Linked DNA regions of Homo sapiens: regions 2 and 3 are each linked to region 1. The links are chromatin loops, found by intact Hi-C in ENCODE. Cell type or tissue: psoas muscle. All regions are shown on one strand. Each heading gives the region's core, and the rest is flanking DNA. Links, peaks and the distances in the headings are about the cores only.

What was found. A loop is a pair of places that touch in the nucleus more often than their neighbours do. Peaks named below come from ENCODE experiments on the same cell type or tissue, not always from the same donor. Only the 100,000 strongest peaks of a DNase experiment are listed, where the experiment ranks them.
Region 2: a loop joins it to region 1, with 3 times the contacts of the local background. A loop is called at or near these places in 20 of 110 quality-filtered maps.
Region 3: a loop joins it to region 1, with 3 times the contacts of the local background. A loop is called at or near these places in 22 of 110 quality-filtered maps.

What each region holds. Positions count from the first base shown.
Region 1 is chrX:68,830,110-68,837,552 of GRCh38, reverse strand. All of the region lies in intron 1 of EFNB1 (ephrin B1), which reads right to left. Among named protein-coding and RNA genes, the nearest start is that of EFNB1, 4.8 kb to the right of the region's middle. In psoas muscle, for the core only: no CTCF peak of the experiment used is centred there; DNase peaks (open chromatin) are centred at 5,322 and 7,276; H3K4me3 peaks cover 2,596 bases; H3K27me3 peaks cover 331 bases.
Region 2 is chrX:68,992,609-69,000,354 of GRCh38, reverse strand. No RefSeq gene overlaps it. Among named protein-coding and RNA genes, the nearest start is that of EFNB1, 170 kb to the right of the region's middle. In psoas muscle, for the core only: no CTCF peak of the experiment used is centred there; DNase peaks (open chromatin) are centred at 2,224 and 4,074; H3K4me3 peaks cover 380 bases; H3K27ac peaks cover 669 bases; H3K27me3 peaks cover 2,017 bases.
Region 3 is chrX:68,925,363-68,933,108 of GRCh38, reverse strand. No RefSeq gene overlaps it. Among named protein-coding and RNA genes, the nearest start is that of EFNB1, 100 kb to the right of the region's middle. RefSeq lists a silencer at 3,287-3,490. In psoas muscle, for the core only: no CTCF peak of the experiment used is centred there; DNase peaks (open chromatin) are centred at 1,504 and 3,378; H3K27ac peaks cover 513 bases.

The DNA of each region.
Region 1 (7,443 bases), core at 2,394-7,393:
ATGGGCTGGTGCTGAGAGCAAGGCAGAACCATGTAGGAGAAAGAACACAGACTTTAGAATCAGATTCCAAAGCTAGGCCCTTACTAACTCTGTGACCTTGGATGAGCTGCCTGTTCTGAGCTTCAGTTTCTTCTCTTGTAAAGTGGGGGTGGCAAGAGCCCCTACCTTCCAATATTGTGGTGGGGAGACAAGGCAGCACATGGAGAACACCTAGCACACAATAGGCGTTCAACATGTTTGACTGCCTCTTAGAAGCAGTCTCCCAAGAGGCAGGAGGTCAGATACTAACACTAAGTACCTATGAGCTCACTCTCATATTTTGGAGGGGAAACAGGAAGAGAAGATATGGCTCCATCGTCAAGGACTTTACTGTCCAGTTTGGGTCAGAAAAGTAAATAACCCATACTCGAGTGATAGACAACACCAGGCTATCTGTAGGTATGTGTGAGGATGATGATTCAAGCAGCAAGGGCTGGAGGCAGGGAGAAGAAAGAGATAGCTCATCTGACCAGGATGGTCAGAGATGTATCCACAGGAAAGGCAGGATGAAAGTGGGTCTTAGGTGAGGAATAAGAAGTCAACACACTGAGACAGTAGACAGCAGTGGCTACAACACAAAGCCCAGGCCAGTGATTGGTCCAGCTTGGCTGGGAGTGAGAAGAGAGAAACAGAAGAAGAGGTGAAAAGTTCACCTGGGGCCAGACTGAAAGGCTTCAAGGGTCACAGCAAGCAGGGTGGGTTTCATCCCATTGGAGACAGGCTCTCAGAGCAGGAAGGACAATGGAAGGCTTCAGGCAGTGCTTAAAGAGAATGAAGCTGACAGTGTCATGCACCAGTTCACAGGCTACCACAATCATCTGAGAAAAGAGTGGTTCCATTTCCTGAGGGCCCATTACACCAAAGGTACTACAAGCAATACCGGCCTACTGGGAACTCTGGGCAAATGCCTTTGCAATGCCAAACCTGTGTCCTCATCTGAGGGAGGGAAATGATACCCAAGTAGGCGAAGAGGGAAACTGACCACATGGATGAAGTGGACGAAGAAAAGCAGCCTTTCCTCCATGTCGAGTGAGGCTCCACCAAATTGGGAGCTGCCATCTTGATGTGCAGGAGGGTAAAAGCCAGAATGAGATGGCCTCCCCACTGGTACCTAACTATAGAGGGCCCAGAAAGGAAGTAGGCATGGGATGGAAGCCTGGATAAACATTTCAGATGGAATACCCCTGTCCCATGCACCATACAAAGCCAACAAGTTTCCCCAAAGCCTCTAGAATTCTCCAGGCATTTTTTCCCTTTCCAGTGCTCACAACGGTTCCATCCAGATGGCAGGATTAGACAACTGCTCACATCTTAGAGCCAGCAGGAACCTTAGAGTCCAGGCCCTTCATGTGAGGGAATGAATGATCAGATGAATGTTCCCATTGAAAAGAGGGGTCTAAACCTACCCAGGACAATAACCCGATGGGTCTAAGAGGCCCTAAAACATTACCTGAATCCTTGTACTGTTGCATCTTAACAACACATATATATGCAGCTACATAGAGGGCACGGAAAGGGAGACAGGCCAGCTCAGCTTTCTAACCACTCGGTTCTGGCTTACTCACCAGGGAGTCCTGTCTACCCCAAGTGCAGTCTCCCATTGCCACCCAGGTTCCAGAGCCCTGGAATTGGAACAGGGCTTCTAGCTAATTGGGGTTCTACCTTGAAGCCAGAGGCATTGAGGAAACAGATGTCTACATGATGGAGGAGGGGGGAGAAGAGAGAACTATTGCCCCCAAAACCCCTCAGAGTCTCTTCAACCTCAGTGAACAGACTTCATAAATATTCATTAGTTCATTTGCATGGCAGCTGGCAGAGGGAAACTCACCTTCCCCTGAAGTGCAGAAGGGAGCGGAGCCTGATGAGACCCGCCTTCCCTGACCCTGATCCCCCATACTGGTAACCTTAGCATCTTCCCGACCACTGGGCAAACCTCGTCTTGACCTGTCAGAAGCTCAAGAGAGTGGTAACGGGCCATAAGGGATGGGTGTATAGCCAGTGAGAGTGAAGGCCAAAGCTAGGTAGAACACTAGTCATACTTTAAAGGGGGACCCTACAGTTCTCCCCTCTTACCAGATTAGGAGTAGGAGTAAGGGAAGAGGAGGAAGAGATATCCCGAAGTGAAACTCTTTATCCTCCACCTTACTTCCCCCCACCCTAGGACCAAGCCAAGCTTTTCTGTCTGGGGCCACCCCCAGACAAAGCCCTTTTCTGAAAAATAAAGGGATTGACATGGCTCAGCAGGAAGCCTGAAGCAGGTCACCATGGTAACCCCTGAGGCCTTCCCTCTCCAGCCTCAGATAGCCCTGGGACCCCAGGGCGCCACCCCAGGGAGTAAAAGGACTTGGGGGAGGCGGCCTAAGCTATTCCAGCTCTTCCCCCTCTACCCTAACCCAAGTTCTACCTTCAGCCTTTCTACCTAGCTTAGAAGCACCACGATGCCATCACTGCCACAAAGAATCCTGGGATATGAAAAGCCTGAAGGGGTTGGGGACAGTAGCCTCCAAGGCCCTGGACTGGCCAGAAACCAACTAACCAACAGCCCCCTCCTTGTTTTCTCCGGATAAGCCCTTCTCCACCCATGTGAATACAATTTACAGGGGGCAGGGAGAGCTTGCAGCTAGGAGGGTCTTGCCCAGAAAGCTGCCCACATCCCACCAGGTCTATACTTCTTTCCCTGTCACCCTGCTCTCAGGCTCTAGCAACTTGTGGTCAGAGAATGACCAAAGGGGGAGCCTGGTTCTAGGCCATGCAAGCCCAAGTCTGGTAGAAGCCTCTAGCCTCAACCTCGATTCAGTGACCCCACGACCACTGCACCTGCACCTCCCAGGGTGGCAAGACCAATGGAGGACAGACCCCAAGCCAGAGCTCAAGTCTGTTCTCATCCCAGCTAGGGTGGGGAGCCCCCAAATTAAAGGCTCCTCTTTAACTCCCCCAGCTCCACCCAGCCCCCGAGGCTGGCAGGAGCAGGCCTGGCATGTCCCAGCAGTGCCCGCCCAGGCGTGGGTGGGCAGGAACAGCAGCTGGGTCCTGGCACACACAGCTCTGTCAGAGGCAGGGAAGCCAGGAGAGTCCTGGAGGAAGTCACCCTCCCCATCTACACTGAACTATGCCCTTCCCTCTGCCCCACCTGGCTAAGGCTCGTGTCCATTATGAATTTAATACCCCCCCTCCTCGATGTCGATGTCTGCTTTCTGTGGGGTCCCTGAGAAGAGAGATTCTTAGCTCAGAGAGGAACCAAAGGTGCCACTCAGAGCTCCGCAGGGAGTGTGCCAGGCAGTGAGTTGGCTGCCTTTAGTTCAGGTCACCCAAGCAGTCAGCCCTGGAAGGTAGGCCTAGAAAAGTCAAATGAGGAAGTTGGAGCACTGCTCACCCCACACAGACAGGGCCTGAGTCACAGGGACAGATGCTTGCACACCTGCGAGGTAAGAGGGGAACTCAGGGGCAGGGAGCCAGGGCCTCTTCCCAAACCCCACCTTGAATTCCTGTCTCTCCTACATTTCAAGGCAGCAGGAATGAATGGCACACAACACAGCTCTGCCCCCATAGGCAAGTCATTGACTGGCCTTAGACAAGTCACTTCCCTTGTCCGGGCATATGCCTTCTTATCTGGAAAATGGGACCAATACCTACTTCCCAGGGTTGTTGGGAGCATTCGATGAGATCATATATGAGAATGCATTGTAAGTAGCAAGGTGCCGCCTGCCTATTAGTTAGCATGCCAAACACAGCATTATTTAGAAGTAAAAAGCTGAAGGAGCTTACATTCCTGGCTGCTAGCACCCTGACCCAAAACAATGATCGTGAAACACGCCCAAGAGGGGCTGCTATGGTCTGCGGGGTAAGGAACCCAGAATGTGGCTGGTGAGCACCCCCGTATCTCAGCTCCTCTAATAGTCACAGAGTGGACTCTCCCCCAAACCTGGTGTTCCCATGGCAACTAGCAGCCTCCTGGCTGGCCCACTCTATCTCCTTTAGTCCCTAACCCCAGAAAACAGTGATGCACCATAGTATCCAGGGCCCACGCATCCCCATTCACCTGAGCGGATGAGACAACAGAGAGCCCAAGGGAAGAAAGGGAACCCTTGATTCAGTCCCCACCCCAGCCTCACAGGTCCTTCTTGCCCTTGCCTGGCTGCCCTATGTGGGAGAGGGGAGGCAGGGGAACAGGGGACTTTAGGAGCTGCTGGATTCCCATCACTCTCAGGCTCCCACCTGTGGCCAATCAGCCACAAAGTAGAAGAGGTCAGGTCCCTAACCACCCCGGAAAAGGGCCCCCTGAGCTGGCCTCCCCAGGACTGTGAGCTAGAACAGCTGTGTGGGGCTGGGGCCAACACTTTGGCTTGGAGCAGGCAAGCATGGGTTGGGGTCTGCAGCTGCCCCCACCCATGCTGGAGTCAAGGGTCCTGGATGCCAAGCTGAACCCCCCCACCCCCACCCCCTTGTAGGGAATGTTTGTAATGTGATCTCAGGCACATTCTGACTCCCTGGAGGTGGGGGAACCTGAGTGGGGGGCAGGAAGGGGTCAGGACGGGACTGAGAGACTGAACTGCAGCAGCTGGACTTGGCTGAGGACTCAAGTGTGAGGCCTGCCGGCTGCCCCAAGTTCCCAGGGGAAGAGGCTGCGGGAGGGGTCGCCTAGGACCATTTAGATAACAGCCCCCCAACTCAGACACACACACACACACACACACACACACACGCACACACAGAGGTTCCTAAAAAAAACTCTAGCAGGACCAAACCCATCCCCCCACCTTGCGCTCATGGGGCAAATCTGACAGGAGGGGCCAAGGAGGCAGAAGCTCCTGCCACTCAGGGACTAGCATCCCAGAAGGCCCCAGCACCAATTTGGGAAAGAGGCTTGGGAGTCTTGGGCCAGCCATTCCCGCTTCCCCTCTCAGTCAGGGCTGGGGCCGGGCCGCACGCACCTTGGAACCTGGAAGCGGACCCCCAGCCCCACCACTTCTTTTATTTTGATTTTTTTTTTCCCAAGAAGGAAGCAATTAAGCAGGGTTTATAGGCACTGGGAGATTTTCTTTTTTGGGAGGGGGGTTGCCAGCTTCTGACAGGGCTGAGGAGAGAGACCAAAAGCCAGGAGAGGAAGAGGGGAAGGAAGAGAGAAAATGAGCCTGAGAGGGAGAGCACGGGCATGTGCGAGAAACAAAAGGACTTGAGAAAAAGAGGCAGAGAGTGACTAAGAGTGAGAGGGAGTGTGAGAGCAAGGCAGAGCAGGCGAGCCTAGCTGGAGAGGGGAAGTGAGCGCTGCTCGCGGAGGGTATGAGAGGGCGAACTGACACGGGCCTGAGAGGAGAACTCGGGCAGGAGGCAGAGAGGGAGGGAGACAGAGAGGGACTGTTTATTTGAAAGGCTGTGGCAGCCTGAGGGTTGGGCGCGGTGGCAGAAGCAGCCCCCAAAGCTCAAGGAGAGCTGAGGGCAGTGCCTCCTTCCTGTCCATTTGCCCCCACCACCCCGAGCCAACACATGTAGACAGTGGCTGCATTCCAGACCCCTGAGCCTGGATGGAAGGAGGGTGCACCAGGATCAGTCTCTGATCCTTCCCAGGATCTACCCAATTACAGAATGGAATTCGGACAGTTTCTAGAGAGTCTTCAGCCACCCCCCATCCTCACCCCACAATGCCTGCCCTCAGCTTGAGGTAGATGAGGAGGGGGGTCAGAGAGGATACCACCCCCCAAAACCTGTAAGCCAGTCCAGAGCACTAAAGTCTCTGAGCACAAAAAGGGGGAAGCACAGACAGATCGTGTTTCTTCCAGCACCCCCAACTCTGCAGGAGGGCTCCTTTCCAGCTGTGGAGCTGCATGCTATCTCTGGTTAGAGACCCGAGAGAGCAATTAGGTCACTCCCATGAGCCCCTATGATGGGCTACCCCAGGCGGATTTCAACTCTCCTGGCTCAAGACAGAACATTTCCAGCCTCCACCCTTACCAGGGTAACTGAGCACTTCACAACCACTGAGCACTTCACAACCACTGAGCACTTCACAACGTTCCCCCCTGGGCTCAAGCAGCCCAGAGCTCCCAGAGCATTTTGAGCCCCTGCTGTTAGGAGAGTGTTGTACCCCGTTTGGCTTCTGGGTAGGAAAGAAATTCTTGCCAATCCCTTTCCTTGTACCCAGGGAGAGCCCTCCACCCCAACCCTGGTTTAGCCATCCCACCAACCAGTAATAGGACTCTACCTTAATCGAGGAGAAGAAAACTAAAGCTGCCTTCTCCTACTCCAGGGCTGAGAGATCAAACGTCCCTGGGACCCAAGAGGCCAAGGTAGGCAGGAGCCTGGGAAGTTACCCGGGGCAGGGCGGGGCTGGGGGGGAGGCGGCGTGGGGCAGCAAGAGTGGACAGGAAGAAATTTGAGATACAGGAATCAGTGATCACGGATGGAGCAGGTCAAAGCTCCCCAGTTTCCTGCTAAGTGGGGTTGTTCGCACATTGCTGGGACCTCCAGAAAATTGAGAGGAAGGGCAATTTTGACCCTTGGTTCCAACCTGAGTCCTGGATGCCAAAAGAGAAGGTCCAGAGGTCACTACAACAGCCCCAGCGACTTCCCACTAAAAGCCCAGAAACCACTGAGCCACCGCCCTGAAAGGTGTGCGTGTTGTTTGGAGGGGTTGTGTGTGTGGTGGTGGTGGGGTAGTTGTGCAGAGGAAGGAGAAGAAAGAAAAGAAAGGATGTCCTTTATATAGCTGCCCACTCCCCGCCCCAACCCCTTGGGGAAAACTAAGCACAGCTTCCCAATCTGGGGGACAGACTCGGGGGCCAAGGGGACCTGCCTGGGCAGGAATCGCTCCTTCTCCACCCACCTCCCTCAACAGCTCGGCCGCCACTCTCCGCCCTGGCGGGCCCTTGAAGCTCTGTTACCGGCTCCATTGGACCCCTGACGGGCACTGGTTCGAACCCCCACTACCCAACGACCACTCTCCCACTCCGCCCCTCTCCACCCGCTGCCTTTGTGAGCCTGGGAGCAGCGCCCGCCTTTCTACCGCTCCGGCAGGGAGAAAGGAGGGGCGGGGGGCAAAAAGAGACAGCAAAGCAAAAAGCCAGGGAGGAAAACAGGGAAGAAAGAGAAATGAAAATGGGAGAAGCCCGAGTGGGGATGTTGGCGCTGCCACCCACCCCAAGCGCCGGGTCCCGCTCTGTGTTCCCTCCACAGCTACGCAAACGAGGAACCCGTGTTCTGGCCTCGTCCCTCGCCCGAGTCAAGCTCGCTCCTGGAGCGGCTCTCGGCGAAAATCACCACGTTCCCAGGGGCCCCGGAGGGAGCTGCGTTCTCGCCTCCACTCAGTTCTCCGGTGCGCTCTCGGGCGCCCGGACTCCCCAGCTCCGCCTGTGCGACCACCTCGACTTCATCCAAGACGTGCAGAGGCAGGGGGTGGGAAGCCCGGGG
Region 2 (7,746 bases), core at 1,224-6,223, 160 kb before region 1:
TTTAGTGGTACTCAGGGAGGGAACAGCACTAAATATACTTGTTCAATCTGCCATGTATAACTAGAAGTCCTGAATGACCAATGAACAGGAAAACACAAAACAAAACAGTAGAGTGAGATAGTTTCTTACCCCTCTTATTGGCAATATACTTGATAAGTCTTTGTAAGACCTGCTCCAGATCACATTAATAATGGCTCATGGCATACTCATGGATAACATAGGAAGGAAGTGGTGTAGCTGTGATCTGACTGAGTCAGCCAGCGTACCCTCTTCTTGAGTTAAAGGGAAAGTGAGGCTTCTATAGCAGACTACAGAGATGAGGGGGATAGATCCTGCAGGGAATTAGGTTATTGCTAAGAAAGGAGGTTATAGATAGTTTCAAGATTAAGAAGAGTTTCCACTGAATGAAGCGAGAGTTTCAAAGGAGAGGGCTGGTGGGGAGGCTTGGGGAAGAATCAGCAGGAGGGGCGACAAAGAGATTGGGAAAGCATGTTGTTGAATGGGAATGAGTGTTCTGGGGGAGGTAAGAGGATTGTGCCAGGAGGGCAGAGTGAAAAAAATATTGCTTCTGGTTTTTCAGAACTGAGATGGGCTCAAGCTTTGGACTCTCTCTGTTCCTAATTCCTGTCCCTCAATCATTACCACTGACTCTTTCCATTTCCCTATAGTTGCTTCCCTTCTAAGATGGAAGTGATCCTGCCCAAGTGAGATTTCTTTTTTTCCTGTGACCAAACAATGAGATGACTAACATTCACACCCACATTGAGTCAGCCAGGCTGAGAGAGGAAGGGCCCACCTGTGCCTGCGGGTATGTTCTGAGGCTAAGGATTGCTCTCTAGGGCTTTGGCTGAATAGGCAAATCAGACGTGTCCACCCATCTCCACCCCTCTCCTCCTCCCACCGTCAGGCTTAATTCCTTGCTCCCTTCTTTAGACTTCCACTGCACTGTTCGTCCATCCATCCATCCATCCATCCATCCATCCATCCATTCATTCAGTGCCAAGTAATCACCAGATACTGTTGTAGGCACTGGAGGTACAGCGGTAAACCAAACAGGCAAAAGTCCCTGCCTTCACAGAGATGACAGTCTAAGCCTAGGCTTCAAGAGCAGGCAGGGACCTGGCAGCAGGTTGAGGTGGAGCTGGGCTAAGAAAAGTATTTCTATATTGGGACATGCTGAACGTCTTATTCTTACTGTAGAAGAGTGGTTGCCACAGCTCATTGTGAAGTTGGGGGAGAATAGAAATAAAGCAGACTAGAGCAGAAAGAATAGAATAGAAAGCGACTATGGTAGCAATTAGCTCTCTCCACCTTCACTGCCACTCTGGTGTGAGGCACCTACCACCTCTCACCTGGATTACTGTCTTAGCCTCCTAATTGGTCCCCTGCTTCCCTCTTTGGCCCTTCCCACTTCCGTCTGTTTTCAGGACAGCAGCTAAAGTGATCCTGTTACAACCTGCTTAGGTTTAGCCCTTGTCACTTCTGTTGCTCAAAACCCTGCCCTTGGCCCCACATGGCAGTCAGGGTAAACGCCAAAGCCTTAGCATGGCTTACCAAGTCCCATCTACTTTCACACTTGTTTCCTCTTGAAATTAATCTACTCCTCCTCTCCCCTTCAGTATTCCCGCTTCAGCCTGCTTGGCCTCTTTTTTCTACTTTAATACACCAAACACCCCTCCCGCCTCAAGGCCATTGCACTTGGTTATTCCCTCTGCTTGGAGTGCTCTTCCTCCAAATTCTCCACATGGCTTTCTCCACCTGCTCTAGGTGTTTACTTCCATTTCACTTGTTCAGGGAGGCCTTCCCTTACACTCTATTTTGCATTGCTCCTCCACCCTGGCACCATATTCACCCTTCTCACTTGTTGTTTTCTTTTTCTCCATAGTGCTTCTCACCATCCCATAGACTCCCCATAGTATCTGTCCTGCTTACTGTCTGTCTGCCTTCACTAAAATGGGAGCTCCATGAGAGCAAGGATTTTTGTCTATTTCACTTACTGCTGTGTTCTCATCACTTAGTCTAGGCACATAGTTGGTGCTCAATAAATATTTGTCAAATGAATGAATGAATGAATGAATGAATGAATGAGGAAGGTCATGTTGGCCAGTAGTATTGAAACTTTGTTTTAGCAGCAAAAGCCAGGTTTGTCTGACTCCACCAGGCCTTTTTGCTCCCCCACCGCCCCCCCTCCACCCTTGCTTCTTGGCAGGGAGAAGGGCTGGGAGGGAGAAGAAATTCTGGGCCTGCTCCCAAGTGGGAAGTTCTCTCCTGTCCAGGGAAATCCTCAGCGGCCTCATGCAGATGACTACTTTCCAGCTGGAGGTTCTGAGACTGTGAGATTATGTTTTCAAAATGGAAATAATTTTGTTGCTTGTTTTCTTTTAATTAGAAAAGTAGTGAAGGCTCATAGTAAATCATTATGGGGTGCTTCAGAAATATGAATGGGTTCCCTTCTCTAGCCCTGATGCTCCAAGACCTCCTCTCCCCGGCACTGCCTACCTGCATTTCTTTCCTTAACAACTAGATCAGGGATCTCTTTCCTTGTCAGGACTGAAAAAGCCACATTGTTGTTTTTAATGGTGACTGTGTATGAATATGCCATAATTCATGTAAGCAAGCTGTTTTTCACTATAATAGACACCATGGCAATGAACATCCTGGTACATACATCTTTGCTCTCTTGACCCATTATTTCCTTAGGATGAATTCCCAGAAGTGCAATTGCTGGGTCACTCGGGCTCCCTGCTGGAAGACGCCTGATACTATTGTCCAAATGTGGGAGGACTTAAATTCTACAGGGATTGGAGCGACCCTCTGCCCTGTATTTCCCAAACCCAGCTCTCTTGCCTCTCTCCACTCCTTCATCTAAGGGAGCCCATGGAGGACAGTGGTAAAACACTCATAAAACACTTATCAGGGATGGATTATTGTATATGGTATACCAGGCACTGTTCTAGACACTTTCCACATATCAACTCATTTAATCCTCATAACAATCTTAAGAGTACATACCATCATTAGCCTCACTTTACAGACAAGGAAACTGGGGCTATGGGAGGTGAAGTAACTTGCCCAAGATCACACAGCTGGCAGGGAACAGGTGGTAGAATCAAAGCCAGGTAGCCGTACACCAGAGCCTAGACTCTTTTTTTAAGACAGAGTCTTGCTCTATTGCCCAGGTTGGAGTGCAGTGGTGTGATCTCAGCTCAATGCAACCTCTACCTCTTGGGTTCAAGTGATTCTTCTGCCTCAGCTTCCCGAGTAGCTGGGATTACAGGCGTGTGCCACCACGTTCGGCTAATTTTTGTATTTTTAGTAGAGACGGGGTTTTGCCATGTTGGCCAGCCTGGTCTCGAACTCCTGACCTCAGGTGATCTGCCTGCCTTGGCCTCCCAAACTGCTGGTATTACAGGCGTGAGCCACCGCGCCCGGCCTTAGAGCCAAGACTCTTAACCCCTCACTTTGCTATATTGCTTCCAAAGCCAGGGCCTTGGAGTAGGACAGACCTGGGGTCAATTATCGCTCTTCCACTTTCTAGCTGCATGATGTTAGGCTTCACCCTGCCTCTCTGAACCTCAGTTTCCTCAGTGCAAAGCCAGTCTGAACACTCCTAACTCACCTGGTTTTCAGGAGGGTTCAATGTGACAATGCCTAGCAAGGGGCATGGTACAGAGTTGGTGCCTCATGAATGTGAGCTCCCTGTCCCACCCCACACCGTGACCCTCTGACACCCCCTTTCCTGGACCCCATGACTGAAAATCCCGTGGGAAAGAAAATGAAGCCTTGACTCTTTGCCTGAGGTTTCCGAGCCTTGTGTTCCTGGATCTTTCTCACGCCATCTCCCCCACAGGCCAGAGCCCGGGAGGTGTGGATTTCAGAAACTCCGCTCCCATACACAGCCAGATAACCCCACGGTGGCAGACAGCCGGGGCAAGCCAACTCACACCCGCCTTCCCAGCCTTCTCTGCTGGAGGTGGGGCAGGGAGGATGGGTGGCTCCCCTTGTCCTGCTCCCACCTTCCCTGCTCCCTAGTCCATGGGCCCAGCTTGCCTCAGATTCCGGGCCTCTGAAATCATTGCTCCAGCCCACCGGACTGGGACCTCGGCCAGCTTCTCCAGCCCCAGGCTCGCCGGCAGAGTCTTCGCCTTTGCTCCCTGAAGACTAATCACTGTCCTGTCAGCTTGGCCCTCTTCCCCTGTATTATTGTACAGAAATAGCCTTGGGCCCAGCTTCCCCTCCCCTCCCCTCCAGGGCCCGCCCTGCCCCAGCTTCTCCACTGCTGGACTCTGATCTCTCACATCGCATCGCTTCGTGTTTCCTCCTCCTCCCTTGTCTCTCTTCTCTCCTGCTTCTTTGTGGCTGAGATTTGACCTCCACCTTCTGGAGCCAGGCACAAACTAGATCGGGTTGACAGGGCAGGGGAGCAGCCTCTGAGTACTTCCCCCCGCCCCCCGACAGGGCCTGGGGAGGGAGATTGGAGGGAATGCCAGTGGTGGGCAAAACATTTTTCTGGAGGGCCAAGTGCATGCAGAACTCTGCCCGAAGCACTGAGCTGTTGCACTTGTGCTTGGCTGTAGGCAACCTCTCACTTCTTTTTTCTTGTGGTGTGGTTCCTTAGCCATTCTCAACAGACAGGATAGGATAGGGGCCAAGTCCCTACATAACAGGCTTTCTGGAGAGTTGTGGTGACAGTCAGCAGTGAGGGCCATCTAGGGAGCCGTGGAAGTCTGCGGTCCTCTAGGAGGTCATGGTAACTGGCAAGGGAGTCCAAGGGCAGGTGATACTAGGCAATGGGGATAGGTGAGGAGGTAGCAGCAGGAAGGGGTCTGGCTGCAGGTAGCAGGACCCCAGTGGGTGGGGGGTTCCCTAGAGGGGACCAGCAAATGCAAGGCAGGGCGCAGTCCTCAGGACTTCAGGAAACTGGACAGGTACCAAGGCACTAGAAAGGTCACCTAGAGATGAGAGCAGAGGTGCACAAGGTTGGGACTGGGGCACTGTTTCCAATCAGAGCCCAAAACCAGGACAGGAGATCAGGGTCAGACCAGAAGCAGGGGAATAGGGAGGAGGGGAGAGGATTTAGATATTGGGACTAACAGGGTGGGCCTGGGGGTGTCCAGGGTCACAATGGGTGGCAGACTTAGGGCTGAGCCTGCAGGTGGGATCACGGAAGTAATCTTGAACAGTTAGTGTTTCTTATGTATCAGGTACAGTTCCAAGTGTTTTCCAGATATTAATTCATTTCCTCCCCTATAAAAGGCTTTTGTATGTTTGTATGATGCAATATTGTTGTATCTGTTTCAAAAATGAGGAAACTGAGGCATAGGGATATTAAGGAGCTTGCCCGAAGTTATGCAATAGTGGCAGAGTTCAGATTTGAACCAGGTACTTCTGCTCTACAGCATCTGTCTAATGCCCTCCAGGGCTTGGTGGGTGACTACCCCTGAAGACCTAGCTGAGGTAGTTCCCCTGAGTTCCTCCTCTGCTGAACAGAGGAACAGAGCAAAGTTCCCAGAAGCCCAGCTGTGCCACTCCCTACGTGCGTGTTCAGCCATGGGCAAGCCACTTCCCCTCTCTGAGCCTCAGTCCTTCATGTATAAAATGTGGCAATAGGACGACTCCAGCAAGGCTGCATATGAAAGCCGCTCTTTCATGCTCCCTAAGAAATAGCCCCCAGCTCAGCTCCACATTGTTGTGCCTTGACTGGCCTGACTGTGGGAACTGCTTTGTGATGCTGCTCCCCGACCCCCAGTGCTCTGAGCTCCTGGCAAGTGCTGTCCTACTGTGGCCACCATCACAGGTTGGCAGGGCTGGGGAAGGTGGGGCTAGCAGGGGTGGAGCCGGGGTTAAAGAATGGGGTTTGGGCCTTTGGGGAGGCCTCCCTACTCCCCAGACCTGCCCTGAGTGTGGATGAGGAAACTCATTGCTTCCCCCAATCCCTCCAGTAATTTCTCAAATTCATCATTCCTTGATAACAAGAAGGAGCCAGACCACAGTGGTTTGGAGCCAGGTCAGACCCTCACTGCAGCTTTGGGGGGCTTTACCCAAGTCTGTAGCATGATCCTCCATCCCTAGGACACCCCCCTCACAATCCCCTGCTCTGCCCTGGATCTTCAAGCCAAATCATTTCCCCTCCTGGATCCCTCAACCCCAGTCCTTACATCTCTAGCTCGGGCAGATGGAGGGCCCCTTGCCCCAGCCCCCATAACCTCAGTGTAACAGCAAAGAGGGAGGAGAAAAATAGGGAGGAGAAGGCAGTGTGGGGTGGAATAGGATGGGGAAAGGGAGGGAACGAAAGTCCTAGTAAAAGGAGCTTCCATCCTCTTCCCTCATCCTCACCAGAAGCACACAGGGGGTCTTGGTTTTGTGACTCCGGGCTCACAGTTATATCGCCCTTAACCAAAATCAGCATGTGCTCCTAGATGGGTTCAAATCCTAGCTCTGCTTCTTCCTAGCTGTATGCACTGGGTAGAGAACTCAGATTTTCTGAGCCTGAGTTTCCTCGTCTCTAAAATGAGCATATTAATAGCAAATATCTCATTGGCTCGGTGTGGCCTTTAAATGAGATAATATGTATAAAGCGTCCAGCACTGTGTCTGCACACAGAAAGGCTCAGTAAATGACAGCTATTACTCTTGTTATTGTTGCTATTGTTGTTGTTGTTATCAGGCCTTATGAAATCTGGAACTACCAATACGATTTCCTATTGTATTGTATGTGAAGTGAAATAATCACAGAGGGTGGTGAGCTGTGCCCCATGGGCACTGTGCCCTGTGCTAGTAGATTAAATAACATGTGACCCATGACCCCCGTATCCTTCTGGCTGAGGAGCATACAGCCAGAATCCTGCACCAGGCATTGGCCAAGGGACTTTGGTTCCTTCCTCTCCCAGGTCTAAGAGGCCTGTGTCCCTTGCCAGGGACAGCATTGGCTCCTGCTCCAGCCACCCTCTCTTAAGCTCATGAGCCCTGGCTTGGCTGGGCACAGCCCTGCACCTTGCACCCCTACCCCCCCCCCACAGAAAGTGGAAGTCGGGGTGTCTTGGGCCCCTGGAAATGGCCAGGGCAAAGGGAAAGATTGGCCTGGTCCAGGAAATGAATTCGATAGGAAGCTGGTCACACCCCTAGTGCCAGCCCTGGTCCAAGGCCCCTGGCCCTAACTCGCAGGGCCTAAATGAGTACTGCGTAGGTCTGTAGGTCACCTCTCCCACTGCTCCTTTTACCCAGGAAGTCCTGTAAGTCCTACATGACAGGAGAGACTGGCCTGGCTCGGCCTAGCCCATACTGCTTAGGGGGTGTTTCATCCATGTTCGTTGACTGATTGAGCAAATAAGGGAGTGACTGAGGGACTGCTCCATGAGGAATTCTCCCAGGGGACTAGCTTTGATAGCCTTGTTTTTCTCCAGCCTCGAGAGAAGAGAAACCTATGACTTTGAGGCAGAGATCAGTGTTCAGGCTGCTCTCCTGCAGGCTAGGTATGCTACCTCTTTTGCCTTTATGCAGGATTCTTCAGGATTCCTCCCTGGGTCACTGCAGAGCATCCTGACTAGTCTCTTGGCTTTCCCCCGTGCCTCCCTACAATTTGTTCTCAACTCAACAGCCAAAAGGAGCATCCTGACATGATTCAGTCACATCATATCCCTCTTCTGCCTCCAAATCCTGCCATGGCTCCCATCTGACTCAGAATAAAGCTAAGTCCTTAGAGTAACCTATGCGGCCCTACTGGGTTCACTCCCTCCCTTTTAGCTCT
Region 3 (7,746 bases), core at 1,224-6,223, 97 kb before region 1:
GTCATATAGCTAGGAAATGACAGAGCCAGTATTTGAAACTAAGCAGTTTGGTTCCTGAATCCATGATCTTAACCTTTACACTACATGCCTTCCAGACTAAGAACAATGATAATTATTATAACAATACTAATCGTTGCTTGCGTTTCCATAGGACTTTACACATTCCCAAAAGAACTATCAGAAATACCAACAGTTCTCCCTGAGGAGTCATGACCTACTGGTGTGTCACAATCAATTGCACAGTGTGTCAAAAGTCATTTGTTGCTAATAATAGTTGTAAGAAATGATTTACTGCTGTTTTAATAAACGAGAGTTGACCCAATGTTATCCCTCTAATAATGTCCTGCTCACTCACTTGCATTCAGATATGCTTCCTGGAAAGAGAGCAAAAGTGCTGGAGTTTCAGCCGCCTTGCCAAGAATGCTGGGGAGGATGGCATTCAGAGGCCTGCTGTCTGCCAATCACTCAGAGAGAAGCAAGGGAAAGGCAAACAATGGCAGATATACCCCAGCCCCCTGGATTGTCATCAAGGCTGGGGGACTTGGGATGATTAACCCATTGGACAGCTGAAGAAAGGGAGGATCATAGAGATGTAGTGAGGTGCCTGAGGTCACATGGCTAGAGTATGAGGCGTAAGCGATTTATCAATGGGTAGATCAAGTGTTATGTTAGAGAAAAAGACGAGTAGCCAGACAGAACGCTGTTCAAATCCTGACTACACCACTTACTGCATGGCCAGAATCTCTCTCATCAGGCCTCAGTTTCCATATCTGTAAGATGGGGATATTAACTGTACCACACCTGACAGGGCCTTTTGTGAGGATTCATTGAGAGAATAAGGAATGTCTGTGACTGCCGAGCCAGGCTGTCTAGCCTGGAAAAGAGAAGACTTGGTGAGAAGAAACGGGAAGAGAACTTACAACGAAGGAGTACCTACCATGTGCCTGGAAAGCTACCAAAGCTGTCTCCAAAAAATTCTCCCAACAACTCAGAGGTGGGAATAACTGTTTCCATCACACAGATAAGAAAACTGAGTCCTGGGGTCACCCAGCTAAAAAGTGATGTGGACAGAATTGGAAGCCAGGTTTGTCTGCGACTCCAGAGCACTATAAGCATTGGCAACCTTCAATCACGTGAGTGGAGCACCAGATGGGAAAGCAGAGGGGTTCCTACTTCCAACAAAGATGCATTGAGCACTTCCTATGTACCAGGCATTGTTCCAGGCACTAAGGATACAGCAGGACAAAGTCCCTGCCCCCATGGAGCCTAACTAAGTCCACTTTGCGGTCCCTTCCAGTTTGTGGTACCGTTCTAACTCTGTCATGATCCTGGGCCAAGTGTCTGTTCTCTACCTCAGTTTACCCCCATCATAAACCCTTCCCAAGGGAAATAAAAAGGAAAACTGTTTACCCCAAAGCTCGCCTCTCCCCTACTCCCCACCCCAAACCATGGTGTCACGTGTGGCTTCCTGCCCAGCCAAGAACAAAGGCTGGAGGAACCACTTCTCTGGGACATCATGTGCCTCCTCCCAGGGTGTGGGGTCTGTGGACCCAGCTTGGCCTAGGCCTGACCCTGATGAGCTGTCCCTCGGAACAATGGTCAGAGGCGTCTCCCCCAGGACTCTGACCAAGGATGGGAAGTAGGGCTCAAGACAGGCTGGCCTGGGCATTGTTTAGAAGGCACATTTCCTGGTTGAGCTGGCAGCCAGAGCCCCTGGGACACTGGAGTGGGCCCAGGAGGGCCTGCATCTTTCTTCCTCTCCTCCAGAACAAAGCTGCTATTTCTGCTTCCATCTTCCCTTGGAGGAGGCCCCAGGCTGCAGAGCTGAGCTCTGCCTTATCCACCCCAGGGCAGAACACGGGCTTACACACACCCACACTGCCACACAGGGGTTGCTACACTGAGCCAGGAGGCTCGACCCTCCCAATGGCACACATGCAAGAGGCTAGTGAAAGCCAGCAGCCAGGCAGTGGGGCAGTGGGACACCTTCTCAGATAGTTGGGCATGGGCTCACTGTCGGCAGTATAGTCCTCCAACAGTCAGTCCAGGGAGCCAGCGGCTCATGGGTGCACATGCAACAGCAAGGTAAGGTGGCACTCAGCTAGGCTGGGGCCTGGGCAGCTGGCAAGGCAGGTGAGCCACCAACCAGCCTGCTCTTCATTCATACTAGGCCTGAATGGGGGCTGCAGGCACAGCCCCGTGGTGATCACTGAGGAGGGGGTGAATACCAAGGCATCTAGGCAACCAAGAGAAAGGACTAAACCCTCAGCAATGCAAAGAACTCACCCCCCACCCCCTGCCCCACCCCACCCTGCTCCTTTGATCACACACACACACACACAGACCAGCCCTGGCCCTGCCCTCCACATGTCCACATTTCTTCTGTATCCCCCACCACACACACACCACATCTGGGGAAGGGCTCTGGGCCTTTGGGCCTCACCTCTGTGTGAACCTCTCCTTTGATCACCACACCAGCCACAGGGAGGGAGAGAAGTTGTGGGGGAAGGGGAGGGAGGAGAAATTCTCCCTTTCTTTGCCCCTCTGTGTACAGCTTACTGAGGCTCAGAAAAGGCAAGCCTCTTGCTGAAGGTCCTCTAGCAAAAGATGAAACCAAAGTTCTGAGCCCTGACCTTCCATGGGCCAAGGCCTCAAGGAATCCCATAGTATCAGCTGGAAAGAATGGGGGAATGTGCCCCAGGATGACAGAGAAGCAGAGAGCCACCTGTTTCTTCTTCTCCATCCTAGCATGTAGATAAATATAACACCCCTCCTATTACAGCCCTTGACTGTTTACAAAGTGCTACCCATATGTTCCTTCATTTAATCCTCCCAGCAACCCCAGGAGGAAGGTATTATTCTCATCCTCATTGTACAGATGAGCAAGCTGAGGCTGGCACAGACAAAGTGACTTAGTTGCCCCAGATCACCCAGCAAGGAAGAGGAGACGCCAGGATTTGATGGCGGGCCTGAAGCCCCTAGGACCCTTGGGTGGCCCCTCCGTTTTCAGTGACAAACTCTGAGACTGGACGTGAGAAGGCCTGGCCTGCTGCAAACAAGACTGGAGCATGCAGCTGAATCAGTACTGATTGACATACTTATTCCTAGGGTACTAATGAACACTAGCCAGTCAGACCTCTGGGCAATCCCCAGCCCTGACACCTTGTCTGTAATACCCACAGTCCCTGTCTCTCCCTATACTCTCTACTGGAATGCTACCTGCTTGGCATCAGGAGCAGGGGCCTGGGCCCGCTTCCCAGCACCCTGGCTCCTGGAGTCAAGCTGCCCCTCAGCTCCTGTCCCTGCTCAGCCTATGACATGGCTCAGAGGCTAGGGGCTGGAATGGTACTGGGGAGGGGAGCCTGAGTCATCTCCAGGCCAGGAAGCACAATGTTTGGCAGGGTTCCTGGGCCCAGCTAAGGAAGGAGCAGGAGCATTGAGTTACAGAGCCACCTTAGGCCAGGGAAGAGGTGGTGAGGAAGGGGGTGTTGGTTGAGTCCATGGAGATGGGAAACTAACAGCAAACCAGGGTCCACAGGCTCTAGGCAGGGGGAAGGACCCAGGCAGCCTCAGGGCACCTGGGTGGGGGAGGGGAACACAGAGATGCCAGTAGGACCTTTATTCTCTCCAGTCTTCCTTCCCAAGCCAGCACCCCCTCGCCCCCACTCCTGTCCCAGCCAAGGCCCTCTCTCCCTGCAGAGCTGTGTGACAGCTGGGACAGTTCCAGAGAAGGGAACCCCCTCGACCCCACAGGGGGAGGGCGCCACCTCCCGCCGCCTCCCTCTACCTCTTCCTGTCACGTCTTTGGCCACCAGTGTTTCAAAATATACTGGCTCTTGGCTGGCTGTTTACTTAGGAATCAAAAACATCAAGTTTCAAATTCATTCCCACAGCTTTAGCTCTCACCTCTCGGCAGACCATTCCCGTCTAAACTGCTCTCCTGAGCTCCAGGCCCACAGAGTTGACAGCCTACTCGATCTGTCCTCCACAGGGGTAACCCTCAGATACTTCTAGCTCAACAGGGCCTAAACTAAAACTCCTCTCTCCCTCACCCATCCACGACCCATGAAAAAAAATTCCAACCTCTGTCTCTAGGAGGTATGTCACCATTCTTCAGCTGGGCATCATTCTTGGTTTCCTCCCTCCCTCCCTTCCGTCCTTCCTCCCTCCTTTCCTCCTGCCTTCCTGCCTGCCTTCCACATTTACTGAGCATGTGCCAGGCACTGTGCGAGGAAGTGGAGGTTGGCAATGAGAAAGTCAGTTGTGATCCCTGCCCTCCTTCAGCTTACAGTTTGGTCAGAAGAATAAACAGAAAATCGCTGGGCAGGTTACTAAGGGCTGAGATGAGAGTAGTACAAGGGGCTGGGGGAGCCCATAAGAGAAGTATCTGATTCTGGCTTGGGGTGGGGATCATGGAACACCTCCCAGAAAGCTGACTGAGCCCCAGCATGTAGGGTCACTGAGTTAGGCTCAGGGTTCGGGGAGCGGGAGGGCTGGAGTATCCCAGGTAGAGAGAAGAGCAGATGCAAAGGCCAGAGGTAAGGGGCCGGTGGGGGGTGAGGTGTCTTGCAGCGATCAGTGGAGCAACTGAAAGAAGTCACAGTAAAGAGAGAGAGCTGAAGCTAAGAATTGGGAGGTAGAGGTCATGCCCGGTTGGAGATGAGGCAGAAGAAATACCTAGGCACCAGAGCACCCGGGCCTTGTAGGTCATTGGAAGGGGTTTAACCTTTATCCAAAGACTGTCAGGAGCCATTCGAATGTTTTAAGCAAATGAAACTCTGACGTGAGTTTCCAAATTGCAGTCTTCTTCACCCTGCCTTTCAAATTGTCTAGCTCCACAGTGACTCTCCACCACTTACTATGCCTTCTTTCACCAATCTCGTGGGCTCAGACCATTGCACAGCCTCCAGATGGTCCCTCATCTTCAGGTCATGGACCCACCCATGCCCCAAGCCAGCCTCCAATCAAGAAGGGAGCTAATGTTGTATATGTACACATACAGATCCAATCACATCCTATCACTTATCCCACTTCAAGTACAGCCATAGCTCCCCCATGACTTTTGGAATAAAGTCTCATTTCTCAGCCAGGTGAACACACAGATCTTCCCCTCTCTGGCCTCAGCACCAGGTCTGGTCTACTCACTCTGGGTGCTCTATCCACAAGGCCCGGTGCAGCATGTCCCAGATGCAATGCAGCTCTGGGCATTCATCCTCTTGCTGATTTTCTCTTCTTTGATTTCTCCCTCATGCTTCAGGGTCTGACTCTAATGTTACCCACGTGCTATTTCCCAACCCCCTTCCTTTCCCTTCACCAAGTCAGGTGCTCTCTGGAGCTTGCCTGTAATTTAATGTACTGCCCACCCCCCAACCCTGCCAGGGATAACTATGCCATGTGAATCTGCCTCTCAGCTTCATTCCGCTTCTGCCTCTGCTCTGTCCCTCTGGCAACAGCTTGAATCCACCTTGATGCCCAGATCTGGCCTAGCCTACCTGCTTCCTTGCAGCTTTACCATCAGACTCTGGCCAAGCTGTGGCCTCTCCAGTCTTCACTCCCAGCAGCCCCTGGGCTTAGGAAGTCTTCGTGTTCAGAGAATCCCATCAAAATCTGACCTTGCTTTCTCAGGCCTCCCCTCCTCCCAGCACTCACTAGCTGAGCAGTGCCGAATGGAATTTCCTTACCTGTGATCGGGGCTTGCCTAGCCCAGGAGAGAAGCAGAGGCTGGTGTGGGGCTCTCCATGGAGGGTCAGGCCCGCACTCTGGAATGGAATCCCAGCTCCATCTTGGCGAGGGGACAGGGGAGCCAGGCTGGGTCTGCTTCTGAGGAGTTGCTATTTTAGAGGGACAGATAAAGTTTGTCCCATGGTGAAGAAATCAACCTTCCCCTCACATGCCCAATACCTTCCTTTTCCTGGCCTGGGAGCCTGCTTGAGTTCAGGGGTTGATTGGATTTAAGCGATACAGAGAGCTCCGGACATTCATACATGTTCCCCAAACTAGGGCCAGCTCAGGAAGCCAGGGGCTCCCTCTGCTCCTCCTCAACATCCATGCTGCTGAGCCCCTCTCTCTGCATCAGCTTGGGGCCTCTGGGCTGCTTCCAGGAAGCAGGGTGCTTCTGTATAGCCCAGTTTGAAAAGGAGAGGAGCGGGAGAGATAGCTTGATATGGATTTTTGTGGTTGGAGGTGATTGGAATCCCAGCTGTGTTCCCCAGTCCCCTCCCTCCTCCTCCAACAGTACCCCTCCTCCTTCAGAGATGGGCAAGGGAAAGGAAGGGGAGAGAAGGGCTCTTCTCCCCTCTCAGTGTTCAGAGATACCCCACACGCATAGCAGCCAGATTTGCTGAAATGACCCAGGGCCTGACAGTGGGGCCAAATATTTCAGGCAAAGACCATCCTGGGTGATTTGGGGATATCTGCAGGGTCTGTCCTTATAAACTTCCCCCAGAGAGGAGGTTCTCAACCCTGGCTTCACATTAGAATCACCTGGGGAGATTATAAAATGCTGATGCCTAGGCCCCAGTCCCAGAGGTTCTGTTCTAATTGGTCTAGGCAAGAGCCCAAGTGTTGGTGAGTTTCTTTCTTTCTTTTTTTCCTTTTTTTCTTTTTGAGATGGAGTCTCGCTCTGTCGCCCAGGCTGGAGTGCAGTGGCTCAATCTCGGCTCACTGCAAGCTCCGCCTCCCAGGTTCACGCCATTCTCCTGCCTCAGCCTCCCGAGTAGCTGGGACTACAGGCACCCATCACCACACCCGGCTAATTTTTTTGTATTTTTAGTAGAGACGGGGTTTCACCATGTTAGCCAGGATGGTCTTGATCTCCTGACCTCATGGTCCGCCTGCCTCGGCCTCCCAAAGTGCAGGGATTACAGGCGTGAGCCACCATGCCCGGCCATGTTGGTGAGTTTCAAAAACTCATCCAGTGTTTTTAATATGCATGCAGGTCTGAGGGCCCTCACTTTATAGCAGGATTTCCCAGCCTCAGCACTATTGACATTTTAGGCCAGATCATTTTGGCTGTGTGAGGCTGTAGGATTTTTAGCAGCAACCCTGGCCTCTACCCACCAGATGCCTCTAGCAGCTACCTCTCTCCTGTCCCCAATATGTGACAAGCAAAAATGTCTCCAAGAATTGTCAAATGTCCCCTGGGGTGCAAAATCAGTTCTGATTGAGAACCACTGCCTTAGTGTTAGGGACAGCCTTGAGGTGACTGAAAGTCCCTTCAGAGCAGCTTCACTGTCCTGCCTTCCTCTCTGGCCTAGTCCTCTGGGCAGTCAGTCAGCTTGCTCTCTGGGCCTGGCCCTGCTCTAGGGAAGGCTGGGAGCACACAAGCAATCTGACCTCACTCTTGTCTCTAGGGACACAGAACTGAGAAATCAAAGGTCAGAGCATACTTGGGGATCCAGGAATTCTGGGTCTAATCGGACTTACTCTGTGACCTTGTATATTTCACCCACTATTTGACAACTGTTTTTGACCACCTATCAACCACCAGCCATTGTGTTGGGTGCTGAGGGTTCAGCAATGAACTGACAGACACTGTCCCTGCCCTTGTGGGGCAGAGGGTCAGCAATCTTTTCTGTTAAAGGCCAGATAATAATTATTTGGGGCTTTACAGTCTCTGCCACAATTACTCAACTCTGCCATTGTAGCATGATAGCAGTCATAGACAACATGTAAATGAATAGACATGACTATGTTCCAATAAAACTTTATTTACAAAAACAGGCAGTGGGCCAGATTTGGCCTGCA